Regions from separate parts of the Mus musculus genome. Here all the other regions are linked to region 3. The links are chromatin loops, found by intact Hi-C in ENCODE. Cell type or tissue: heart. All regions are shown on one strand.

Evidence for each region. Peaks named below come from ENCODE experiments on the same cell type or tissue, not always from the same donor. Only the 100,000 strongest peaks of a DNase experiment are listed, where the experiment ranks them.
Region 1: a loop joins it to region 3, with 2.4 times the contacts of the local background. A loop is called at or near these places in 6 of 42 quality-filtered maps.
Region 2: it touches region 3 in a loop (10-fold over the local background); 23 of 42 quality-filtered maps call a loop at or near these places.

The regions. Positions count from the first base shown.
Region 1 is chr5:115,161,488-115,169,487 of GRCm38, forward strand. Cabp1 (calcium binding protein 1) reads right to left here. Exons shown (of 6, transcript NM_001310712.1): 6 at 7,204-7,661. The coding sequence ends at 7,636. Gm35465 (a long non-coding RNA gene) reads left to right here. Exons shown (of 2, transcript XR_387598.3): 2 at 3,689-3,968. Among named protein-coding and RNA genes, the nearest start is that of Gm35465, 6.0 kb to the left of the region's middle. In heart, CTCF peaks have their summits at 2,290 (motif pointing left), 4,055 (motif pointing right) and 4,968; DNase peaks (open chromatin) are centred at 84, 2,184 and 5,184; H3K4me3 peaks cover 1,082 bases; H3K27ac peaks cover 2,510 bases.
Region 2 is chr5:115,233,802-115,241,801 of GRCm38, forward strand. It overlaps Pop5 (processing of precursor 5, ribonuclease P/MRP family (S. cerevisiae)), which reads left to right and starts at 2,050. Exons shown (of 6, transcript NM_026398.4): 1 at 2,050-2,083; 2 at 4,023-4,268; 3 at 4,334-4,476; 4 at 6,361-6,510; 5 at 6,672-6,755; 6 at 6,838-7,171. The coding sequence starts at 4,249. The coding sequence ends at 6,950. It overlaps Rnf10 (ring finger protein 10), which reads right to left. Exons shown (of 17, transcript NM_016698.2): 17 at 7,969-8,000. In heart, a CTCF peak has its summit at 4,153; DNase peaks (open chromatin) are centred at 1,710, 2,220, 4,190 and 5,187; H3K4me3 peaks cover 3,327 bases; H3K27ac peaks cover 2,042 bases; H3K27me3 peaks cover 276 bases.
Region 3 is chr5:114,974,901-114,982,900 of GRCm38, forward strand. Hnf1aos1 (a long non-coding RNA gene) reads left to right here. Exons shown (of 6, transcript XR_878697.3): 2 at 4,329-4,453; 3 at 5,260-5,399; 4 at 7,318-7,481. Among named protein-coding and RNA genes, the nearest start is that of Hnf1a, 7.8 kb to the left of the region's middle. In heart, CTCF peaks have their summits at 4,476 (motif pointing right) and 4,677; DNase peaks (open chromatin) are centred at 4,561, 4,861 and 4,881; H3K4me3 peaks cover 1,763 bases; H3K27ac peaks cover 1,663 bases.

The DNA.
Region 1 (8,000 bases), 190 kb after region 3:
CCCAAAGCCAAGTTTCTTCACCTAGGTTCTCTTCGAGCCAGAGGGATCAGAGCCACCCAGAGAGGCTGAGGACCTGCCCATGGCACCTCAGCTTCCAGTCAGTGGGAAACTACCTGGGTCTTCAGCAGCAGCAGAAAGGAGGCTGGGCTGGCCGGCCTCTGCTGCCCTGCAGAGGATAGAACTCACAGAAGAGGCTGATAGGCCAGTGTGACTAGGGATGGGAACTTGGGCAAGTGGCTTCCCACCATGCCTGGTTTTCCTCTTCTGAGAAGTTAATTATCTCTAAGCTCACCACAGACTTCTGATAACCGATTTTAACTGTGTTAACTGATAAGAATGCATTGGATTTTTTTTTTTTTTTTTTTTTTTAAAGAAAGGATCCTAATTCCAGCACTTGGGAGGCAGAGGCAGATGAATTTCTGAGTTCGAGGCCAGCCTGGTCTACAGAGTGAGTTCCAGGACAGCCAGGACTACACAGAGAAACCCTGTCTCGAAAAACAACAACAACAACAAAAAAAAAAAAAAAAAAAAGAAAGAAAGAAAGAAAGAAAGAAAGAAAAAAAGAAAGGGTCCCATGTATCCCAGGCTGAGCTCAACTTGTTCTGCAGTTGAGGGTGACTTTGAACTCCTGCCTTTCACCTCTGGAGTGCTGGAACTGCAGACACACTCCACCACTGTCAGTTTCCAGAGTGCTGGGGATAGAACCCAGGGCTTTGTGAGTGTGAAGAAAACACCTCAACCTACCTAGCTGGGTCTGTGCACCCAGCACAGAGGGCAAGCTTGCTTGCTTTTTTTTTTTTTTTTTTTGTACTTGGGGGCAGGGTCTTGCCTGTAGCCCAGGCTGGCCTGGAACCTGTGACCTCCTGTCTCACAGCCTCCTATATGCTGAGATCAGAGGAGTTTGCTGTCACCTGTCCCTGTACCACAGGACACTCCCGTTAGGAGAGCTTAAAGCTGTGGTGTGGGCTTCAGTCCTTCTAAGACAAGAGGGAGACCTTTAAGCCTAGCTCAAAGAAAATCTCAGGCAGAGAGAACTGTATGTGTAAAGGTTTTGAGCCACACTCTCTAAGCACCATGCACGGGCTCGCTCTTTCTTTTCTTTTCTTTTCTTTTCTTTTCTTTTCTTTTCTTTTTTTCTTTTTGAGGGTATCACTATAAAGCCTTGGCTGGCTTTGAACTCACAGAGATCTGCCTGCCTCTGCCTCCCTAATGGCCCTTCCTTCCTTCCTTCCTTCCTTCCTTCCTTCCTTCCTTCTATCTGTATGCATAACTGTAGGTACATCATGTTTGCCTGGTGCCTTCAGAAGTCAGAAGAGGGTGTTGGATCCCCTGCAACCGGGGTTACAGACGGTTATGAGCCCTTATGTGGGTGCCAGATAACCCAAGCCCTGGCCCTGTACCCAGGGCCTGTACAAGAGCAGTAAGTGCTCTTAACTGTGGAGTCATCTGTCCAGCCCCTAAAGGAGCTAGTTCCTTGTAACTGCCCACCCATAAACTGGGTATGGCTAATAATCACGAATGAGGCTAAAGGAAGGCCTATTAGTTCTCCTGGCATAGCTGTGACCAAAATGCCAGATGGAGTAACGCCAAGTAGAAAAGGTATAATATAGTCTGGCTCGTGGTGATGGGGGTTAGCCATGGTTGCTTAGCCCCACAAATTTTGGGACACCATCATAGTCTAGGGAACGTGGTGTGTTGACAAGCTTCCTCACCCTGTGGTGGAAGCAGGAAGCAGGGAAAAAGAATACAGAATGGACTATGCGCCCCCCCCGCCCCGCCCCCCGCCCTGAACTACTTTCTATTGCCCCGCCCCCAATTCCCATCACTTCCAGAAGAAGGGCTGCCAGCAGGCAGGACCAAGTGTTGTATATCCTGTGGGGAGCATTTTCTATTCCAACCCAAACTCAGAACCCGGTCCTCATTCTACAAGCGATAGTGGGCCGGAAGCAGGATCAGGTGACAGACACCTCCGCAAGGAGTGCGGGGACAGCGCGCGTGTGCAATCTGAACCTGCCAGGTACCTTGCAGGACCCTGAGGTCTGAACTATTTCCAGACATTTGAGCCAGAGCCCAGATTTGAGTGAAGATGAGTTCGTCACTGCCAACGGGAGGTTCCTGTGCGGGTGTTAATCCCACTGGGGCTGGAGAGATGGGTCAGTGGTGAAAAGTTCTCGAGGCTCTTGCAGGGAGTTTTGGTCCTCAGCACCCAGGACAGACAACTCCCAGACAACTCCCAACCCACTGTTTAACTCCAGCTCCAGGGGATCTGATGCCCTCTTCTGGCCCCTGTGGGCACAGCACTCACAACATGCCCAGACACCCACCCACACCCCCACGCATGCGTGCATGTACACACATACATATAATTTTTGGGGGGAGGGGGTGTTTCGAGACAGGGTTTCTCTGTATAGCCCTGGCTGTCCTGGAAATCACTCTGTAGACCAGGCTGGCCTCGAACTCAGAAATTCACCTGCCTCTACCTCCCAAGTGCTGGGATTAAAGGCGTGCGCCACAACTGCCCGGCTATAATTTTTAAAATTTAAAAGTCGGGGCTGCAGAGGGTGGTTAAGACCTACTCTTGCAAGGTCTTTGGGTTTGCTTCCCAGCATCCACAACCCTCTATTTTCAGTCCCAGGGGATCCAACACCATCTTCTGGCCTCTGACAGTGCCAAGCATGCACGTGCTACTCATATATGCACACGGGCAGGCAAAGATTCATACGCATAAAATAAAATCTTTTTAAAAAAATATTTATTTTTTTTAAAGATTCATTTATTTATTATATGTAAGTACACTGTAGCTGTCTTCAGACACTCCAGAAGAGGGAGCCAGATCTTGTTATGGATGGTTGTGAGCCACCATGTGGTTGCTGGGATTTGAACTCCTGACCTTCGGAAGAGCAGTCGGGTGCTCTTACTCACTGAGCCATCTCACCAGCCCTTATTTATTTATTATATGTAAGTACACTGTAGCTGTCTTCAGATACCCCAGAAGAGAGCATCAGATCTCATTATGGATGAGCCATCATGTGGTTGCTGGGATTTGAACTCACAACCTTCAGAAAAGCAGTCGGCACTCTTAAACACTGAGCCATCTCTCCAGCCCAAATAAAATCTTTTTAAAAGGATAATAAATCTTGGGGGCTGGAGAGGTGACTTGGCGGTTAAGAGCACTGACTGATCTTCCAAAGGTCCCGAGTTCAATTCCCAGCAACCACATGGTGACTCACAATCATCTGTAATGGGATCCAACGTGCTTTTCTGATGTGTCTGAAGACAGCTACAGTGTACTCATATAAATAAAATAAATCTTGAAGAAGGAGAAGGAGGAGGAGGAGGAGGAGGAGGAGGAGGAGGAGGAGGAGGAGGAGGAGGAGAAGAAGAAGAAGAAGAAGAAGAAGAAGAAGAAGAAGAAGAAGAAGAAGAAGAAGAAGAAGAAACCTTTCAAAGTGAATTTCATGACTGTCTTTCCATCCTTTTTTTAAAAAAAGGTTATTTATTTTATTTATATGAGTACACTATTGCTCTCTTTAGACACACCAGAAGAGAGCATAAGATCCCATTACAGATGGTTGTGAGCCACCATGTGGTTGCTGGGGATTTAACTCAGGACCTCTGGAAGAGCAGTCGATGCTCTTAACCACTGAGCCATCTCTCTAGCCCTTTCCCATCCTTTTTCCTGCAACAGGAAATCACACTGAGGCAAGAAGACTCTCCGGAGAAGGCAAACATAACAGGAGGTACAGCATTAATAGTGAACACTGTGACAGGGGCCACCGGGTGTACTTACAGGCACAATCCCAAGGGCGTCCTGTATACATCTTCCCCCAGTACCCACGGGATAAGCTTCAGAACTTGCCGCTCCCATCACAGAATTCATGAAACCTCAAGATCCCCGCAGAAAACGACAACAGTTGCCCACATAACCTACGGACTTTTCCTAAGAGTTTTCAGTTTTGTTGTTTGTTTGTTTGTTTGTTTTTTTCTTCTTCAGCTTTGTGTATGTGTCTCCGTGTTGGTTTGTGCTCATGAATTCAGTGTCTGTGGAGGCCAGCAGGGGGCACCAGATCTCGCGGAGCTGCAGTTACAGGCAGTTGCGAGCCGTTTTTGGAATTTGAACTCAGGTCTTTTAGAAGGACAGTACCGACTCTTAATTACTAAGCAAGCCATCTCTCCAGCTCCTACATCTTTGTTTTAGTTATATTTTTAACCTGTGGTGGTGGTGGTGGTGGTGGTGGTGGTGGTGGTGGTGGTGGTGGTGGTGTGTGTGTGTGTGTGATTATGTAGTTTAGGCTGCCCTCCAATTCACAACCCTCCCTCCCTTCTCCATTTCCTGAGTGCTGGAATTATAAGCGTGTGCCACTAGGCCCAGCTCTAAGGTGACACTTGGAGCTGTCCCAGAAGGGGTATTAGAGGAGTGCCCTGGGTAGCAAAAGGAGCCCTTGCCTAGGAAAATGCATCTTGGTTCTAGAAGTCATGGAATTCTGATCCTTAAAATATCCAGGTGGGTGGGAGGAGCCAAAATGCAAGGGCGGAGCTAAGATGCAAGGGAAGGGCTTAAAGTGCAAGGGAGGGGCTAAAGTACAAGGGCGGAGCTAAAACGCAAGGGAGGAGCCAAAATGCAAAGGAGGAGAGAAGATCCAAGGAGAAGCTACATTGCAAAGGCGGAGCTAAGATGCAAGGGCAGGGCTAAAGTGAAAGGACAGAGCTAAGATGTAAAAGTGGAGCTAAGTGGCAAGGGCATAGCTAAGATGCAAGGGAGGGGCCCCAGGCTTCAGAGAAGAGACCTACTCCCTGGCTTCTTGCCTAAGTACTCAAAAGTCCTTTCAGCAGGACCGGACTGTTTTCTCTAGTCCCTTTGTCACAGCTGCTGTGTTTATGATTTTAAGAGGCCACACACTAGGCATGGAGCTGTCCTAGCTCACTGTGTGCTCTGCTCTCTCCTTGGCCGGTTTCTGGAGGGCTCCCCCTGCCTGCTCAGGGAGCTGTCTACAGAGGCCCTTTCTCTTCAAATCGCCTCACAAAGCCATTACATTTCTGAAATGCACTGATCTGGAGTCCCTGGGCAGAGTTAAGCCAGTACAGGAGAACTGTAGGCCCGAGTGAGGCACAGAGCCAAGGGCTTAGTGTCAGAATTGGATTATTAGAATTTGGAGCTTCCAGCCCTGCTGGCCTCTGGGACGTGGAGATTACCCAGGCGTGTTTGGCTGGGGGCCCACTGGCCTTGCCACGTTTCCTGCCAGGTCTAAGTGTCCTCCCTCAACTGTGACACCTGGGGCACAGAGTGCCCTCTCCCTCCCTCTCCCCACTCTCTCCTTTAGCCCTCCCTCCTGCCTCAGGTGCCTGGAAGCACACCTGTATCTACCTGGCTGGAACTTACCGTGGAGTTCGTGGCCCACGGTTAGCATTGGAATCTTCTGAGATTTGGTTAAGGACGGAAAATGACAGTCCTAACCCCTAGGATGGCATCAGAATCAGGGGTGGATTCCAAATGGGTGACTGAGTGAGTCCTCAGGTAGGCTGGTGAGCTGGCTCATTGGGTGAAGGCTCTTGCTGCCAATCCTAACAACCTGAGGGCCAGGAACCACATGGTAGTAAGAGAGCTGACTCTCAAACGCCATCCTCTGGCCTTCCTGCACACACCCACAGACATGCACACGAGATAAATAAACACATGTAACTAAAAAAACCCTTGCCGTGAGTCTTTAACATGCTGTAGGAGGGAAATAAAGACTTGCAGGACTCTAACTAATCCCCTGTCCACCCAAGTATGCTCCAAGCCTGTCCAAGATCCCAAACAACTCCCAAACATCTCTAAGATCCTTCAACCCATCAGTTGTGGACACTAAACCCACTGATTACAGTGGCTCTCTTTTGCCAGGTCGCAAAAGTCAGGGCACTCTGCAAATGACAGAAGCCAATGGTCCCCCATTGTAGACTCGCCTCATTAAACACAGGAAACAGGTTCCAAGAGGGCACACACTGGCACACGACTACCCAGAGTCACACAGTAAACAAACCCAAGGCCTAACTGCCAACAGAGCGGCTGCCTGTCTTGGATCATCACACACAGTGAGGTTTCCTCCAGGGCAAAGCCCTTGACACCACTTCCTCTCACCTCTCTGGGGCTGGCTAGGCCTCTTCATGCCCTGCTTCCTGTCTGTGCAGGGTCTGCTTCCGGTCTGCTTCCGGTCTGCTTCCCTCCATGCAGGGTCACGCTCTGTAATCAGCTCTGAATGTGTTTCCAGCATGTCTGTCTCCCTGACCAGCCTGGAGTCTCCTGGCACTCAGGAGGAGATATGGCCCCTGCTAGGTGCTTCCTTCCCCAGTACACACCTCCTCCTCAGACCACCTTGTCTTTCCTGCCCTCTGTTAGAAGGAAATAAGGGCGATCTATGGCAGAACGCTTGCTTGATCCACTCCACCGCATAACCAGGTGCCATTTTGCACTCGTGTAACACCAGCCCTCCTGAGATAGGGGCCTGTGTGTGAAGAATCAGAGGATTAAGGTCAAAGCTGGAGAGATGGCTCATAGGCTAAGAGCACTGGCTGCTCTTCCAGAGGACGTAGGTTCAATTCCTAGCACCCACATGGCAGCTTATAAATTATCTGGTAACTCCAGTAACATGGGACCCAGGGCCTCTTCTGGTCCCATGAGCACCAGGAATGTACACAGTGCAGAGTCATACACACAGGCAAAATGCCTGTCCTCATAAATAATAATAGTAGCAATAATAATAATCATAATAATAGTGAAGTTATTCGTTATTCATGGGTTGGTGAGAGGCCAGCTAGAGACTTAGCCAAGAAACAAAGAACTGGATCTTACTGGAAGAGCCGCCCAGCTTAATTGCCACAGCAGTCTTCTTAGAAGAGGCCACGTTTCCAGGGTGGTGGGCCTTTGATCACAGCACCCAGGAGGCAGAGGCAGGTGGATCTCTGAGTTTGAAATCAGCCTGGTCTGCAGAGCAAAATCCAGGACAGCCAGGGCAATGCAGAGAACCCTTATCTCGAAAACCCACCCACCCATACCCACAAAGATGCCACATTTCCAGCCTATGTAATATACTAGAGCGGAAGTCTCTGGATAAAGAGCACTCAGTCAATGTATGTGGCATGTAAGAAAACCCACCCAGTTCTGGGAGTGCAGGAGATTCTGGGAAAAGGTGAATATCGGGCACAAAGCAAGGACCACCCTCTCTGTCATTCTCGGTTTTTTTTTTATTGGTTCTGAGATCAAAGGGCTAGGCGAGCTGGGACGGGCATCAGGAAGGCGCTGAGAGGCTCTGCCCTGGGGCACACATGCTGTGTGGGGTCTGCTGGCCGGCTCCCTGGCCCACCCAGCCAGCCAGCAGCGGCTGGGCACATGGCACTTGGTGCCTTGCATGTCCTCTACCGGCTTGGCACTGTGGCCTCCTCGCCGGCGGGCGCCCCCTTTTTCCAGTTGCAAGAGTTGTGAGTCTTTCACAGTGCGGAGGGGTGGGGGGGTCCGGGGTGGGCACCTCCCCAGGGTGCAGGCAGGCCCCATCCGCCAGTACATCCTGGGCTTTCGGCAGCTACTGCGGGGGTGAGGCGAGCTCAGCTCTTCTCCCCGCCTGTGGGAGTTGGCAGACCTGGAGGAGCCCCTCGGGGGCCTCAGCGAGACATCATCCGGACAAACTCTGGGAGGGGACAGAAACGGGTGTAGAGAGTGGCAGTCAGAGCCAGCAAAGGACATTGGGGCCGGGCCCCTCCTCATCACCCTTGCTTCGAGGCTGCGCTGTCCCCACCTCCACACTCCATCTCTGTAAGGAAGCTCTGGGGGCTTCTGGTCTGCAAGTCTGACCCATGCAGACACCCCCCCGCAGCTCCTCCCTAGTGGGTGGCCTCACAGCCTGATATTTCCAGCACAGTCCCCTGGGTATATCACAGTTTTATGGGTTTTTGTTTATTTGGTTGAGTTTTTGTTTATGTGTGTGTGTGTGTTTTGTTTTGTTAATCCATTCACTTACAGAGGAACA
Region 2 (8,000 bases), 260 kb after region 3:
AAGATTCAGGGCTCCATCTTAGGTTCAGGAGGAAATGTTCTTTAGCATTCTCCCACACAGTGGTTCCCTAGAACCCTGGCCAGGCAAATAGAAACTACAATTTGACTTAAATTGTCTCCATACCCATTTCTTCTTTTCTTTTAAACAACAGCGGGGCTGGAGAAATGGCTCAGCGCTTAAGACCATTGGCTGCGCTTCCAGAGGACGAGGGTTAAACCCCAGCGGCTCACAACTGTGCAATTCCAGTTCTAGGGGACCTGACACTCACTCAGACACACATGGAGAAGGAACACTAATGTAAATAAAAATTGTTTAAAAAAATTAAAAAACAAGGGCTGGAGCGATGGCTCAGCGGTCAAGAGCACTGACTGTTCTTCCAGAGGTCCTGAGTTCAAATCCCAGCAACCACATGGTGGCTCACAACCATCTGTAATTCGATCTGATGCCTCTTCAGGTGTATCTGAAGACAGCTACAGTGTACTTACATATAATAAATAAATAAATCTTTGAGCCGGAGCGAGAAGGAAGCAAAGATTTAAAAAATTTTTTAAAAACAAGACATCATGTATATTTAAGAGGCATTTAACTATACAAATTATTTTAATGACTTAAAAAAATAAAAACAAACAAACAATCCAAAGGGAAAAAGAAACAAGTAACTAGGCTTAAGGATAGACTTAGAGGCGCACAGGGTAGTGGCTGCTTAAGGATAGACTTAGAGGCACACAAGGCACACAGTGGCTGCTGGGAAAACAGCCACGCAGGTTCAAGTGTCCTGGGCCAGCATCCTGTGTGGCTGCAGCATCTAGACTCTTTAAAAGAGACTCCCGCGATGCCAATGTGCCTGAGAAAGCATCAGGGCTGGGGGTGTATCTTGGCAGCAGAACCCTTGCCTAAGCACCCACAACATATTCCCCAGGACCTCAAAATAAAAGCACCCTAAAACTGGGCCTAGTAGTTCATGCCTTTCATCCCAGCCCCCCAGGAGGCAGAGATGGGTGGACCTTCCATGAGTTTTAAGGATAACAGGATCTACATAATGCCACACACACCTCCTGCCTCCTGCCGCTCCCATGTAATTAAATTTATTTAGGAGGAGGCACGTGTACACATACGGAGGTCGGAGAACACCTTTCTAGGGCTTCCTATGCCAGTCCCTGAGATCCAACTCAGATCTTGATCAGGGCTTGACCGCAAGCTCCCTTCCCCATCGTCTCACCTGACCCCTGATTGATCATTTTAGCAACTATCCCAACCTCTTCTTAGACAGTTATCTAAACTTTTAGTCTGATAACGGTTTCGTTAGTTGTTTCAAAGTAGGTTTTTGGAAGGCGTAGCCGGAGCTAACCTTTTGGGCCAGCAACGTAGCAGTGGGGGCCGACAAACCCAAAGTGTGGGGGGGGACCCCCAAACGCCCACTCACCCTGATCCGGCCCACGCACACCTGACCATCTGACCTGGGCTAGGCCCAGTCTTTCCATAACCACGGTAATAAATAGTAAGCGAAACCACCCCAGGATACAGGATGAGGGCGGTGGGTGATGAATGGGCTCGACGACGCACAGGTTTGGGCTCAGCGGGGATTAGGCTCCATCCCCGCGTGAGTCATGCCTGCGTAGGTCCGCCTCTCTAAGCCTCAGCCCCTTCCTCCGCCTGACGCCGGCCCACGACTCCCGCCCCCGCGCGGCGGGGACCCGGGTGATTGCAAACAGCCGCCGGCCTCATTAGGAGACGTGTAATTAGCGGCTGGCGGAGCCGAGGGCGGGGGCTAATTACCACCGGGAGAGGCTGCGACGACACGTCGCCGCCGCCGGCCCACCGGGAGGCGTCTGGCCCGCACTTCCCGGCTGGCCCGGATCAGGGTGCTTCCTCTGGGTGACAGCCGCTCGCCGTTGTTTGTTTATTAGGCACCCGCCCTCCCGTGCCGGTGCAATCCCACCTACACCTCCATCCTAATAATTCTTAATAATCGGAACTAGAAGGGGAAGCTCTGCTTTGGAGACGCGGTGTGGTCCCTGACAGCACCGGGCCGGAGGACGAAGACCGGGGATCCGAACCCACGCCTGTGGCTACGTTACAGCAGGTGGGCAGTGAGCATCGGAGTGGATCCGAGCAGGGAGTTTGGAGACCAATGCTTTCAAGGTTAAATTCTGGGCCTGGGCCCGGACCGCATCTATAAAATGGTCTCAGGGTTAGGATAAAGGCACTGGTGCTATTTTTAGAGAGTGGGGAGTGTGGCGAGCTACACAGTGGGCCTCTGGCACCCCCTACCGGCCGCTGGCTGTGGACGATGATTGCCTCTTGATTGCAATAGTGAATGGCAGTCTGCGAAGGGACATCTGTGGTCCCCTAAAGCTGTGGCTAAGAGAAGACTGAAAACTGATTTCGGATCTTGTAAATAGTCAGCTGTGAAATATAAGTCTTGCTTTACGTTACCACACCTGGCCAGGCGAGGCCATGACAGCTGTACACATAACGGAGGTCCTGAGAACCAACTTCCCAAAGTCGTCCTCTGATCGCCACCTCCGGCCGTGGCAAATACGCACCTCCACATTTCTACAACAAATAAATAAATCTAATTTTCAAAAATGACCCTGCTACAAAGCCAGGCACCAAGAAACCCAGGATAACAAGAAAATCTGTAGACAATGTGTATTAAGGCAATGCTGACCGACTTAGTGGTGCACTTAAAACATGCAATACCGAGCACGTGAGGAATGTCTGTAGCAGCACCGGCGACAGGAAAATAGAGTCAAGCAGCGGACTTACAGGCATGTTGCATGCTTAAAACATATATGTCCAGGCCAAGGCCTGGCAAAACCTATCTCTCCAGAAATGGGGATGATGGCTCCTTCCCACTAAAGGTTTTGGCAAGGGCCTGGGAATTTGGGGAGCACTGAACCTTATCTACATCTTAATAGGGTGGCAGTCACACAAATCCACCTCACTGAGTCACACCATTAAGAATATGCACTTAGGGCTGGTGAGATGGCTCAGTAGGTAGGAGCACCTGACTGCTCTTCTGAAGGTCCGGAGTTCAAATCCCAGCAACCACATGGTGGCTCACAACCATCCGTAATGAGATCTGACTCCATCTTCTGGATTGTCTGAAGACAGCTACACTTACATATAATAATAAATAAATCTTTAAAAAAATATGGACTTAGGGGCTGGAGTGAAGGCTCTTCTGAAGGTCCTGGGTTCAAATCCCACGTGGTGGCTCACAACCATCTGTAATGAGATCTGATGTTCTCTTCTGGTGTGTCTGAAGAAAGCTATAGTGTACTTAGATATAATAATAAATTTTAAAAAAGAATATGCACTTAACATGCAAGATAAATGAAGTGTAGCACACCCCTGTAGTCCTAGTCCTTAGGAGGCTGAGGCAGGATTGCTTTGGGCTCCAAGCTAGCCTTAGGTAGATAGAGTGGGACCCTGTTTTTTTTTTTTTTTTTTTTTTTTGTTTGTTTGTTTTTTAAATGCTGGGCAGTGGTGGCGCAGGCCTTTAATCCCAGCACTCGGGAGGCAGAAGCAGGCGGATTTCTGAGTTCAAGGCCAGCCTGGTCTACAGAGTGAGTTCCAGGACAGCCCGGGCTACAGAAAGAAACGCTGTATCAAAAACCCAACAACAACAATAATAATTTATCATTTATTAATCACACAAAGGTATTCAAGGGAATGGGCTAGAAAAACGCATTAAAAACCTTAACCCTCTGTTCTTCATTTTAAAACATAATCCTCTATTCTTAACAGAAAACAGAGGGCTGGGTGTGGTGGGACGCGTTGGTAATGCCAGCGCTTCGTAGGAAAAGGCAGGGGATCAGAAGTTCGGGGTCGTCTTGGCTACACAGTCAGTCTGGGGTTAGCTTGAGGAAAAAAAGAAACCAGGAAGAGAGGGAGGGAGGATACTATATTGTTTTTGGAAACCACTTGAAAAGAACTCCCCTCCACAAAACTGTCGAAATCCCCTCAAAGAATTCGCGTATTTGGCTGTATGGGAAAACCTGTGCTCTGACTTTTAGGTCCCAGATCGTGCGACACTCTCGGACTTTAAGTGCAGGGCTGACCTTAAACGTTCACTTGGGGGACTCTGAGCGCACAGAACTTGTGTGGAAAATCCCCAGCGCCGGCCGGAGGCGAACGCATGCGCTCTTACGCCCGCCGCGGGAGGCGGAGCGTGGAGATTGACAGGGCACGCTGCCTGTCCGAGCCTAGTGCCGCCTTCCTCCCGCATCCGGCGCGGACGCCATGGTGCGGTTCAAGCACAGGTAAGCAGCGCTGTCCCCGCGCCGTCCCCGCGACCCGGGCCGCGCTCACCCCGCTGTCGCCGCAGGTACCTTCTGTGCGAGCTGGTGTCCGAGGACGCGCGCTGCCGTTTGAGCCTGGACGACCGCGTGCTGGGCGGGCTGGTCCGCGACACGATCGCCCGGGTGCACGGGGCCTTCGGCGCCGCCGCCTGCTCCGTGGGCTTTGCAGGTACGAGGGCGCTGCGGATGCAGTGCGGGGCGCGCTTTGCCAGGGCGAGGCCCGGCCAGTGTGTCGCGTTTTGTACGATAGTGGAGGGTTCTAGAAAATCGGAGTGCGGCGGGTCGAAAACTGAACAGAAGGTGCCGATCGCGCAGTGGGACAAGGCAAAAAGTTCAATACCCAGCCCCCGGTGTGTGTGCCGGGGTGGGTTGAGTTGGGGGATTCCGTTTACTGCCCGTTTTAGTGGAAGATGGGTGTTGAATTCACTAGGCTAAATGAAAGTAGCCATGTAGAATTCCTAAGAGCCATGATTTGACAGGTCACGTTAGCACGTTTTAAAATGTCAAATGTATCCCTCAAAGTTTAAACCCGGCTGCGAGCTCGAACAGACTAGACAGTAATTCTCATATGGAAACGCAGGATGGAAGCTTTGTTTTTCTCAGAATGTCGCTTCTTAGTTTAGCTCCTAATTCCGCAAGCACACTTGAACTATGCAGAATCAAACATACATAAAACCACAAAGTTTTCTTGCTTTCGCTGAGCTCTACAGGAAAACAGGCGTTTCCCCGGCAAGGATTTTTTTTCCCCCTGCAGCGTTAATGTTAATTACGGTGGAGCTGGGCTCTCTCTCCATTCATTGACCTGAGTGGTCAGCGACTTCTTGAGGGCGGAAGGTTTCCCTTAACGTTTCCTTTCAAGCTGGGTGCTGCGGCCCATGCTTTTATCCTAGCAGTCCCCAGGGAGCAAAGGCAGGTTCCAGGCCAGCCAGGAAGTCCTAACTGGACTGTCTAAAAGCAGACAAAAACAAAACAAAAAAGCCACTTTCAAGAATGTTAGGTGGAGATGGAGAGAGGGCTCAGCGGTCTTTGGGAGAGGAAAGATTCCTATCTGAAATAGTCTGAAACTCCAGTTCCAGAGGACAACACCAGGCACAAATGTGTAAATACATGCAAGCAAAACAGCACACGATTACAAATCTTTAGTGTGGTGCATTGCCACACCACCTCTAGTAAGGATCTGTGTGACAAATTCCACAGGCTGAGGCGTTTGATCTCAAAAAGGGGAGACCTCCTGGAACAGGCTGTGGAACTCTTCACAGGAGAAAAATTATTGAGTCGTAGATCTTTTGGCTACTTATCAGTTTTATGTTTTCTATTCCTTTTCCTGTATATGAGGTGTTCCTGATAGCCTAGGTCAAGATCTTAAGCGAGTATTATGACTACAAAACCATCCCTTGAGATGGAGTCACTAAACATGACCTCATCTCCAGGAAAGACAGCACTTCTCTTTATAAATCATGTGTAAGATAGTATTAATAAATATAAACTTTCCCAACAATATTTTATATGGCTGCACCTGCGTCATCAGAAATAGGTTTTGGTATCTTGTTTAAGAAAGTATTATATAGGAAAAATTAAAACAGTTTAAAGAGCTACAGAACAGGGAACTGATCATAAAAATTCATTGGCATGTTTTTGGGAATTTGCCCCAGCCTCAGATGACTTTCGTATGTTTTACTGAGAACACCTTTCTTTGAAGTTGTGACTTGGATGATTTTGTATTTGATGTACCAGGTGGTTGTTATGTCTGTCCTATTTTGCTGTTTCACTGAACACAACTTTTCCGAGCTGAGCTGTAACACCTATTTCTCTAAGTATAAAAACCCTTGACGGAGAGCTGCAAAATACACGCAGATTCAGACTGCCTCTGTTTGTTTATCACCACCGAATCCTTAGCCACCTGACCTCGAGAACCCACATCCCAGGGACCCCTATCCCGGCTGGGGTGGTCCATGCCAGCACATCCTCCCATGTGACGTTTGCCTACGATAGGGTTTTTCTGTATAATTCTGTGAATTTTAATTTCTTTCCCAATTTCCCCTTCCTCCTGTAGTCCGATACCTCAATGCCTACACTGGAGTCGTGCTACTGCGATGCCGGAAGGATTTCTACCAGCTCGTGTGGTCAGCTCTTCCTTTCATCACCTATTTGGAGAACAAAGGCCACCGTTACCCGTGCTTCTTCAACACATTACACGTGGGAGGTACGGGTGGTGTGGATGGTGGCTGTTGTTCAGAGCAGTTGCCAGGTGGGTGGGTCTTGCTTCTATCCACTGAGAACAAGATGTTCCTCCCACCACCCACCCCCTGGAAGACGGTAACCGTTTCACAAGCCATTGTCCACAAAAGCTCTTTCATGTGCCAGGTACCATCAGAACCTGTCAGAAGTTCCTGATCCAGTACAACAGGAGACAGCTGCTGATCTTGTTGCAGAATTGCACTGACGAAGGTAAGCAATGCCAGGCCAGCGTAAGCAGGGACTGAGGCTCAGCGGGGAGGACGATGCCCTAGGACATCTTCCTTTGCTGTAGGAGAGCGGGAAGCCATCAAGAAGTCTGTCTCAAGAAGCTGTCTGCTGGACAGAGAGCCCGTTGAAGAGCTTTCAGACAGTGCTGGTGAGGAGGTTGCAGAAGCAATGGAGTGACCGTTTCCAGGCCCACTTGTGGGAACAGGACATTACAGGAGGTGACAGCAGCATCCCACAGTTCTCCAATGGAAATGACTGATAACCAGCACTCAGGTGACCAGCTTGAAGTGGAGGGCTTGCTGCCTTACCTTGCATCCATGGTTGTGAAGGCTCTGTGCAGACATTTCGGATGTAACTGCTTAGCTCAGGGGTGGAATAAACATTCCTAAACCATAAAATGTGCACTTGCCTTGAATGTGCTCCCCGTGTGGTTCGAGATGAGTTTTAAATGTTCCTAGACCCTTAATATAAGAACACATGTAAATCTGGGCTTGGTGGCATACCTCTGCAATCTTAACACCAGGTAGACAGACCGGCATATCTCTAGAGTTTGAGGCCAGCCAAGGTTCCACAGAGTGTTACAGGTGAGGTGGGTTCAAGCAGAAACACTGGTGAATAACCCCCAGCTATACTTACATAATCTAGCTCAGCACTGTGTCCTAGGACTGCAAATAGCAGGGGATCTCCAGTTTACCATGGCTCAGGTGCCTTTCAGCAGGCCCCAGTGAGGCATGAGTGTACTCCTGGCCTTGGGAGGCGGGCTGCTGTGAATAAGAAGCTCCCATATAGCTAAAGGCTGTGGTCCCAGCTGGAAGGATTGGGAGGTGCAGCCTTGTTGAAAGTGTCCCGGGTAGCTCTCTCTGCCTCCTGCCTGTCAGATGGTTTACAACTGACTCTGTCGCCTTTAAACAACGGGCACTTAAACAAGTTGGGCTCAGCTTCCAGCTCCTACACGGAGGCTCACAATCAAATGTAGAGTGACTCCAGTTGCAGGGGCCAACAGACAGGCATGCAAACACCCTTTCGGAGGCCTTTAAGAAAAAGGGGCTGTGAAAGGGCCAAACCTCTCTTGGTAAGAAGGGGAATCAACAGGCACAGCCTCTTCCCAGGAGAAAAACCTGCAGCAGAGCAGTGCTGTCCCACTGGATGAAGGAACTTAAGGGCTACAAATGAATATGCTTGTCGGGAAGGCGGCTCAAGTTGAGTGTCAATACTTTATTCTGGTGT
Region 3 (8,000 bases):
ACTATGAACTCTGGCTGTCCTGGAACTTGCTATGTAGACCTGACTGGCCCTAAACTCACAGAGATCTGTCTGCCTCTACTTCTGGAGAGCTGGGATTAAACATAGGAGTCACTGTTATTTATTTGTTTGAGATAGATCTCTAGTGTAACTAATTTTTTTAAAGGTTTATTTATTTTATATATAAGTACACTGTAGCTATCTTCAGACACACCAGAAGAGGGTGTCAGATCCCATTACAGATGGTTGTGAGCCACCATGTGGTTGCTGGGAATTGAACTCAGGAGCATTGGAAGAGCAGTCAGTGCTTTTAACCACTGAGCCATCTGTTTTTGTTTGTTTTTGTTTTTGTTTTTTTGAGACAGGGTTTCTCTGTATAGCCCTGGCTGTCCTGCAACTCACTTTGTAGACCAGGCTGGCCTCGAACTCAGAAATCTGCCTACCTCTGCCTCCCAAGCACTGGGATTAAAGGCGTGCGACACCACTGCCCGGCAAGTTTTTGTTTTCAATGACAAGATTTCACTAAGTACTTGAGGTTGGTCTCAAATTCAGACTCCTGCCTCAGACTCTCAGTTGATAGTATCATAGGCATGTGCCACCATGCCGGACATTATTTTAATTTAAAAACTTTGTAATCAGATGGAAGGAGGAGGATCAGGAGTTTAAGGCAAATTTCAGCCACATAGTTAACTTGAGGCTAGCTTGGGCTAGAGGTGGGACCTTGTCTCCAAACAGACAGTAAAGTCAATAAAGACAAAAAAAAATCTTTTCTCATTCCTTTCTCACTGTTTAATTTTGGTTCTGTTTTCTACGATGTGACCGCTGCCTCATGTCCCTGCCTTCTTCACTGTGATGGGTAACCCCCACCCCCAACGATGAACCAAAATAAACCCTTCTCTCCCTAGGGTCTGCTCTGACAGGTGTCAATCACAGGGACAAGTAGAATAACTAACCAGGCAATGCTAACTGGCTGCTCGTTTTCTGGAATGTGAGCCACAGGAGGGTAGGCTCTTCTCTGATTCATTCACTGATGTAGTCAGAGCCTGGGAATATGCTATAGAACACCTAAATGTAAGATGCTCAATAAATATTTATTAAATCAATCTCATTACAACTAACCATGTTTTGTGTGGGTTTTTTTTTATGGTGTGTTCTGTGCAGATGTGGGGTATGTATAGCGCGTCTATGTGTGTGTGTGTGTGTGTGTGTGTGTACATACTATATATAAATTGTGTGTGTGCATTGTGGAGTGTGCTTATGTGTATGTGGTGTATACGGGGTATGCTTATGTGTATACGGTGTGTGTGTGCTGTGTGCATGTAAGGTGTGAGTGTGTATTTGTGTGTGTGTTGTGTGTGGTAGTGAAGTCCAATCTACTCTGTGATTTGAATATTTTCTTCATAGTTTGGAAAACCACACACACCAGTGCAGCAGTGCCTCTGGTCTGCAGCCTCATTGAGAGCTTCATGTCTTCATTTCCGGGGCGGACTATCCGGAGTGAAGTTGCTGGGAAATGGAGCATGGCCCTCTCCTGCCCTGCTGCCTTCCTCCACGGCTCAGTGAGAAGGCGTCGTGGCTAGCTGCTGGGCTTTCCTGGCCCTCCTGGATTTTCCAGCCTCTAGAGCTTCTGTCATGCACTGGGTTTTCATAACACTTCTGAGTTCTGTTATAGCTCCATTCTGCAGAGGAGAAAAAGAGAGGCACGGGGCGGGGGTTGGGGTGTTCAGTGAGGATCAGAGTCCTTCAGAGCTGGGGTCTAGGGTGGGCAGCTGCCTTTGAGAGCCTGGTGCCCTCTTCCCAGGGTCTGGCATTGTTTCTTGATCCATGCTATTACCAGGGAGGAGACTGTATGCTTTTCTTTTGTGGCTTCATGCTTTGGCAGCTGCCTAGTGGCTGGAGCAGGAGCCTAAGGGCTCAACCTCGGGCAGTGAGTGGTGGTGGCTTTTTTTAATCTCAAAGTCTGACCTGCAGCAAGACTGTACCACCCAAACCTCCCCCAAATGATGTCACCAATAGGGGGCCAAGTGTTCCAAAGCCTAAGAGGGATGTGTCTTGTTCAAACCACCACACAGGGTCTCACTATATACTCCTATCTGGTCTGGAACTCACCATAATGAGACTGGCCTTGGGCCTAAGGTAAGCCCCCTGTTGCTGTTTTCAAGGGTCTGGTCCCTTGAAGCTGGTGTTATAGCCAAGTGTGAACCACCTGACTTATGTGCTGGTAATTGAACTCAGGTCTTTGGTAGGAAGGCTTAACCAGGCTGGAGAGATAGCTCAGTGGTTAAGAGCACTGACTCTTCTTCTGAAGGTCCTGAGTTCAAGCCCCAGCAACCACATGGTGGCTCACAACCATCTGTACAGCTGCAGTGTACTCATATAAATAAATTAATTAATTTAAAAGAAGAGGGCTTAACCACTATGCTGTATCTGTAGCACCAACGTTCTCATTTTTTTCACTTGATATATAATCACTATTCATATTGGCGCTCAGTGTGCTAATTTTGGTTTTTGTTTTGTTTTGTTTTGTTTTGAGAGAGAGTTTCTCTGTATAGCCCTGGCTGTCCTGGAACTCACTCTGTAGATCAGGCTGGCCTCCAATTCAGAAATCTTCCTGCTTCTGACTCCCGAGTGCTGGGATTAAAGGTGTGCACTGCCACATGTATATACATCTTGGGGTTTTTAAACCCTTATAAGCAAAAAAAAAAAACAAAAACCAAACAAACAAACAAACAAACAAAAAAACCCAAGAGGCTTAACACCTAACAATTACTGTACGAAAATACAATTGAAAGAAAGAAAAAAAAAGCTTCAGTTATTCTCCCTCCCCCTACTCTTTGAGACAAGGTAGCCTGATGTAGCCCAGGATATGTATCAAGGATAACACTGTGTATCAAGGATAACATTGTGCTCCTCACCCCGCCCCCCCCCTCACTGTGTGCCGGGAATATTTATATAGTCTCTAAGGGCTTTGTACAAACTAGATAAAAACTATTGGGTGACCACTTCTGCAGCCCTATTTTATGCATTTTATTTTGTTGTGTTAGGACAGGTTAGGGTTAGGGTCTAGCTATCTGGCTGGCCTGGAACTCACTCTGTAGACCAGGACGTCCTGCCTCTGCATCTGAGTGCTGGGAGCAGAGACACGGCCTGCTTTGTTTGTCTTGTCTTGTTTTCCTTAACACCTGTAAGGATGTCCTAGCTAAGTACCATTGTGCCCATAGACTGGACACAGCAGCTCTGATCCTGGCATTAGATTAGAATCTACCACCTTCATTTCCAGCTCTGTGACCATATTTGCATGCAGTTTGCCAGTTCACTCTGTATCAAAAGGGCCATAAAGCTGGTCTCAGGAGGAAGTTATAGCGTGTAAATAAGGAATAAAAGTTGCTTCCTTGACCAGACTGAAGGGGGGCAGGGCACGACTGTGGTTTTTTGGTTTGTTTGTTTGTTTTCTTGTTGTTATTTTGTTTTGTTGTTTTTTGCAAGGCATCCAGACAGGTGTGTCTGTGTTACCGGCTAGATCTCTCTAAGATCCTTCTAGGATCCATGGTTCGGGAACTTCACCTTTCCAGGGTCTCCACAGACATAGTAAATGTTAAAAAAAACAGCTGTGCAGGTTTAATCCCAAACGCTGGGATTAGAGGCCTGCGCCACCACTGCCTGGCGACATATTTCTTAAATTATTTTTTGTGACCAAGCAAGAGGGATGCTGGGTCAGCCATCCCAGAGTTGCCTTGCCTTTAACTCACTGCTCCTTTGGATCTGTGCCCAAAGCTCGTTCCTGGCGCTCATCCACGCACAATTTTCTGAGCCCGAGTTCTGAGCGCATCTCTGCAGCAGGGTTCTCACCCGCTCTCACAACCGGGTGCAGATCCAGGAACGAACACATCCAACAGGAAAGAGAACTGAGGTGTGCCTGGCCCTTGAAAAACATTCCTTTCTTTCTCTCTTTCTTTTTTTAAGATTTATTTTATGTATATGAATACACTGTAGCTGTACAGATGGTTGTGAGCCACCATGTGGTTGCTGGAAATTGAACTCAGGACCTCTGCTTGCTCTGCCCCAAAGATTTATTTATTATATGTAAGAACACTATAGCTGTCTTCAAAGGCACCAGAAGAGGGCGTCAAAGCTCATTACGGATGGTTGTGAGCCACCATGTGGTTGCTGGGATGAGGACCTTTGGAAAGGCAGTCAGTGCTTACCCACCGAGCCATCTCACCAGCCCTGAAAAACATTTCCTATTAATTGTATATTGTGGGGTGAACGTGTGGAGGGCAAAGGACAACTTGCGAAATCCAGCTATCTCCTTCCACCACCTTCTTTCTCAGATTTTTCTCGAAGGTGTGTATTCAATCCAATGAGACGTGAACGCAGGGAGAGCGGGACAACTGTATGCAGCTCTGACCTGGACGCAGACAAACTCGGAGCAGGAAAAACAGCGTGGGCTGAGCAGGTTCGGTGTCCTTCCGCGTGGATGCAATCTTCTTCTTTAGCAGTAGAGGGCGCTCGACCTCCACGCGCCACAGCTTCCTGCCATTCCTGCCTAAGAATTCTCCAGTCAGGGGAAATTTTGTTCAGATCCACCCACTTTATTCCTGGTTGAGACTCCCCGCTCCGTCCAAATGGCAGAGAATCTCTTGTCTGAGCAAAACACTTCAGGCAGCCTTGCCAGGATCTCACCTGCTTTCCCTGCTCCGCAGGTGCTGTTAGGAGACAATCTGGTTCTCACAAGCCAAGAGCTCGGGGACATCTATGATACTGAGATGCCAATCAAAGTTGGCCAAACAGTGAAACGAGGGCTGGCAACACTCGCTGGATAAAGGGATTGCTATGCAAGCGTGAGGGCCCGAGCTGGGATCCCTGGCACTCATGAGGACACCTGGGTGTGGCTTTGCGTATCTGTAACCACAGAGCAGGCGGAGACCGGAAGGATCTCCGGGCTCACTGGCCAGCAATCTATTAGAAAGAGTGAGCTCCAGGGTCAGTAAGGGACCCTGTCTCAGAAACTAGTGGAGAGCATGATAGAAGACACCCTCCACCAACCTCTGGCCTTTTCCTGAGCCTGGAACACACGGACGCACGCATGCGCATAAACACACACTGAACTAGGGCTCAGGGACCTGTTGAAGGCACCATTGGCTGGAAGAGCCCCGAACTGGGCAGACAATATCAGGCTTTGCAGATCCCGTGGCTCCCCTGAGCCTGTTTCCTTATCTGTCCGGGAAGGACGGTGTGTCTAATACATGGAAATTATTGCAGAATTACCACTTGCAATCCTGAATCTTACCTAGAAGAAGGCAGAAACTTCCAGAGCGGTACCGCGTGGAAGCCTGGCATCAGACTGCCCACTGTAGGAAACCTCCCAGCTCCATCCAGTGCCTACAGGAGCTGGGACACAGGTACCGGCGGATAAGCCTCCTCCCCCACTCGCCACCAGGGTTGAGCCTATGTATGGTCCCTTACTCTGACAAAGCTTCTCCGTGCTTCAGGGACTTGACCCATCCCGGGCTGAGTCGCCCTCCCCTTCCCAGGCCGGATGTTTGTGCCCGCCTCTCCACAGCTGTTTATTAAATCCTAATTCCTCTTGTAGACCTGAAAGGGGTAGAGCCAGCGAGGGGAGGGGCTTAATGTCCTTACCTCCCTCTCCCCCACCCCTCAAAAAAAAAAAGTTCTGAGAGAGCTTGTCTGCTCCTCCAGGAGCAGACAAGGGGCCTGCGAGTGCAGCCCAAGTCAGCTCAGAAAGCTACAGTAATTTAGTATCATCAGGTATTGCGCCTAGCTGTGTGTAAGAGAAAACCCAAGGTCAGGGTGGTATTCCAAATCCGGCCTAATTTCTTTCAGAAATGGCACTGGGGGGGTCCCACACAATGTTTCCACTACCCTTTTACCCTACTATCTTTGTGGGTAGACAGGCTCTAGATCCCAGGAGACCTGTGGGGCTTCCACCTGCCTGCCAAGGGTCTGAGCTCACTCATTTGCATATATTATATTCTACTATATTACTATAAATTATATATTTTATATTATATGCATATATAATGTAAATATTATTTTTTATATATTAAGCCAGGTACAATGGTGGATTCCTATAATTTCAGCTACTCAGAAAGCTGAGGCAGGAGGATTGCAAGTTGGAAGCTCAAGTTGGAGCAAGGCAGCCTATATAAACAAGGGCTATATAAACAAGACTTTGGCTCAAAAGGGGGGGGGGAGTAAAACAAAGGAAGCGGGGAAGCTCTTGAAACAACTGAAAAACAGTTCAAGGTCTGAATAGTGAGAGGTTTTTAATCTGAATCAGAATTCTCCATTGTCAGGCTGAGGATGTATGTAGTCCATGGCCTGCCTGGAATGTGCAGAGCCCAGGGTCCAACCTCCATAGGGCTATACACTGGGCAGGGCCTATAAACCCGGCATTCAGGAGGTGGGGGGAGGAACATCAGCATTTACTGAGGGTCATCCTGACGCCTGGGATGCATGAGACCCTGTTTCTAAACCAAAAGAATTCACAATGCTGTCCCCTATAATAAATTAATTGGCTTTTTCTTTTCTTTTTTCTTATTTCCTCCTCCTCCTCCTCTTTTTCTTCCTCCTCTTCCTTGTAAGGTTTCACTGTGAGGCCCTCGAAATCCCCCTGCCTCAGCCTCCCCATAGCTTTGACTTACCACCTCACTCTCTGGCATCTCCGTCAGAAGATCTTGAACTCAGTAAGAGTTTCCTCAGGTGCCAGGCAGTAGTGGCACACACCTTTAATCCCAGCACTTGGGAGGCAGAGGCAGGCAGATTTCTGAGTTCGAGGCCAGCCTGGTCTACAAAATGAGTTCCAGGACAGCCAGGGCTATACAGAGAAACCCTGTCTCAAAAACAAAAACCAAAAAACAGTCGATTTGGGGCTTGAGGTTCCAGAGTCGATGACGGTGCAGTGGAGGTGGCAGGCAGCAGGCAGGGCCAGCAGCAGCCCAGAGTTCACATTTTGAACCTAAAACAGGATGAAGAATGCTAACTGGTAATAGCCATTAGAAACCTCAAAGGCAGCCCCCAGGGCCACACTTCCTCCAGGAAGGCCACACCACCTAATCCTCCCAAGTAGCCACCAACTGGGGACCATGGATTCAAACCAGCGCATCAAGTGAGCCAGAGGATGCGACCCCCGACCCCCGGGGCCAGCTTCACCCAGAGAGTCAGCTCCACTCAGGGTCACAGGCTACCTCCTCTCCTAGACGCCACTCCAAAGAGCCCGTACCTGTACCGCCCTCACAGACCTAACTCGGAACCAATCAGAGGATGATTGACAAGTTTTTTTTTTTTTTTTCCTCCGAGTGGAGTTGCTTCAGCGCCACCTCCCTGAACTTGTTAACCGAGCAAATCCTCCAGGCTCAGCTCCAGCCGCCAGATCAGAAGCCCTGGAGGTGGCCCTGCAGTTTCCAAAAGCCCTCGAGGGTTTCCGGATGTGTTTCTCCGTGGGAAACTTCCACCTTTCAAAGGTCTATGGCTTCTTTTGTTGGTTTTCATTTTCGTTTTAACAAAAAAAAAAAAAAAATTACTTAGGCAGAGTGGTGATTGGAGGCAGAGGCAGGGGCATCTCTTTGAGTTTGAGGCCAAGCCTGGTCTACAGAAGGAGTTACACGACAGCCAAAGTTACACAGAGAAACCCTGTCTAGAAAACAAACATACAAACAAACAAAAAAACCAAACAAACTGTATTTAGTGCAGCAGGGTGGGGGGTGGGTGGGGGGGGGCGTGCATATGGGAACAGGACCACAGCCTGTGGAAAAAGGTTCTCACGGGCCACCAGATAGGTCCTGGGGATTGAACGCAGGTCTTCATGCTTGACAGCAAGCGCCTTTATACCCACTGAGCTGCCTTGCCAGCCCCTGGTTTGTTTGTTTTTGTTTTGTTTGAGACAAACTCTCAGTATGTAGCCCAGGCTGTCCCAGGCGCTAAAGTGACAGGTGTAAGCTGCCATACCCCCTTGTGACTGCAGGTATGATGAAATTCCGTTT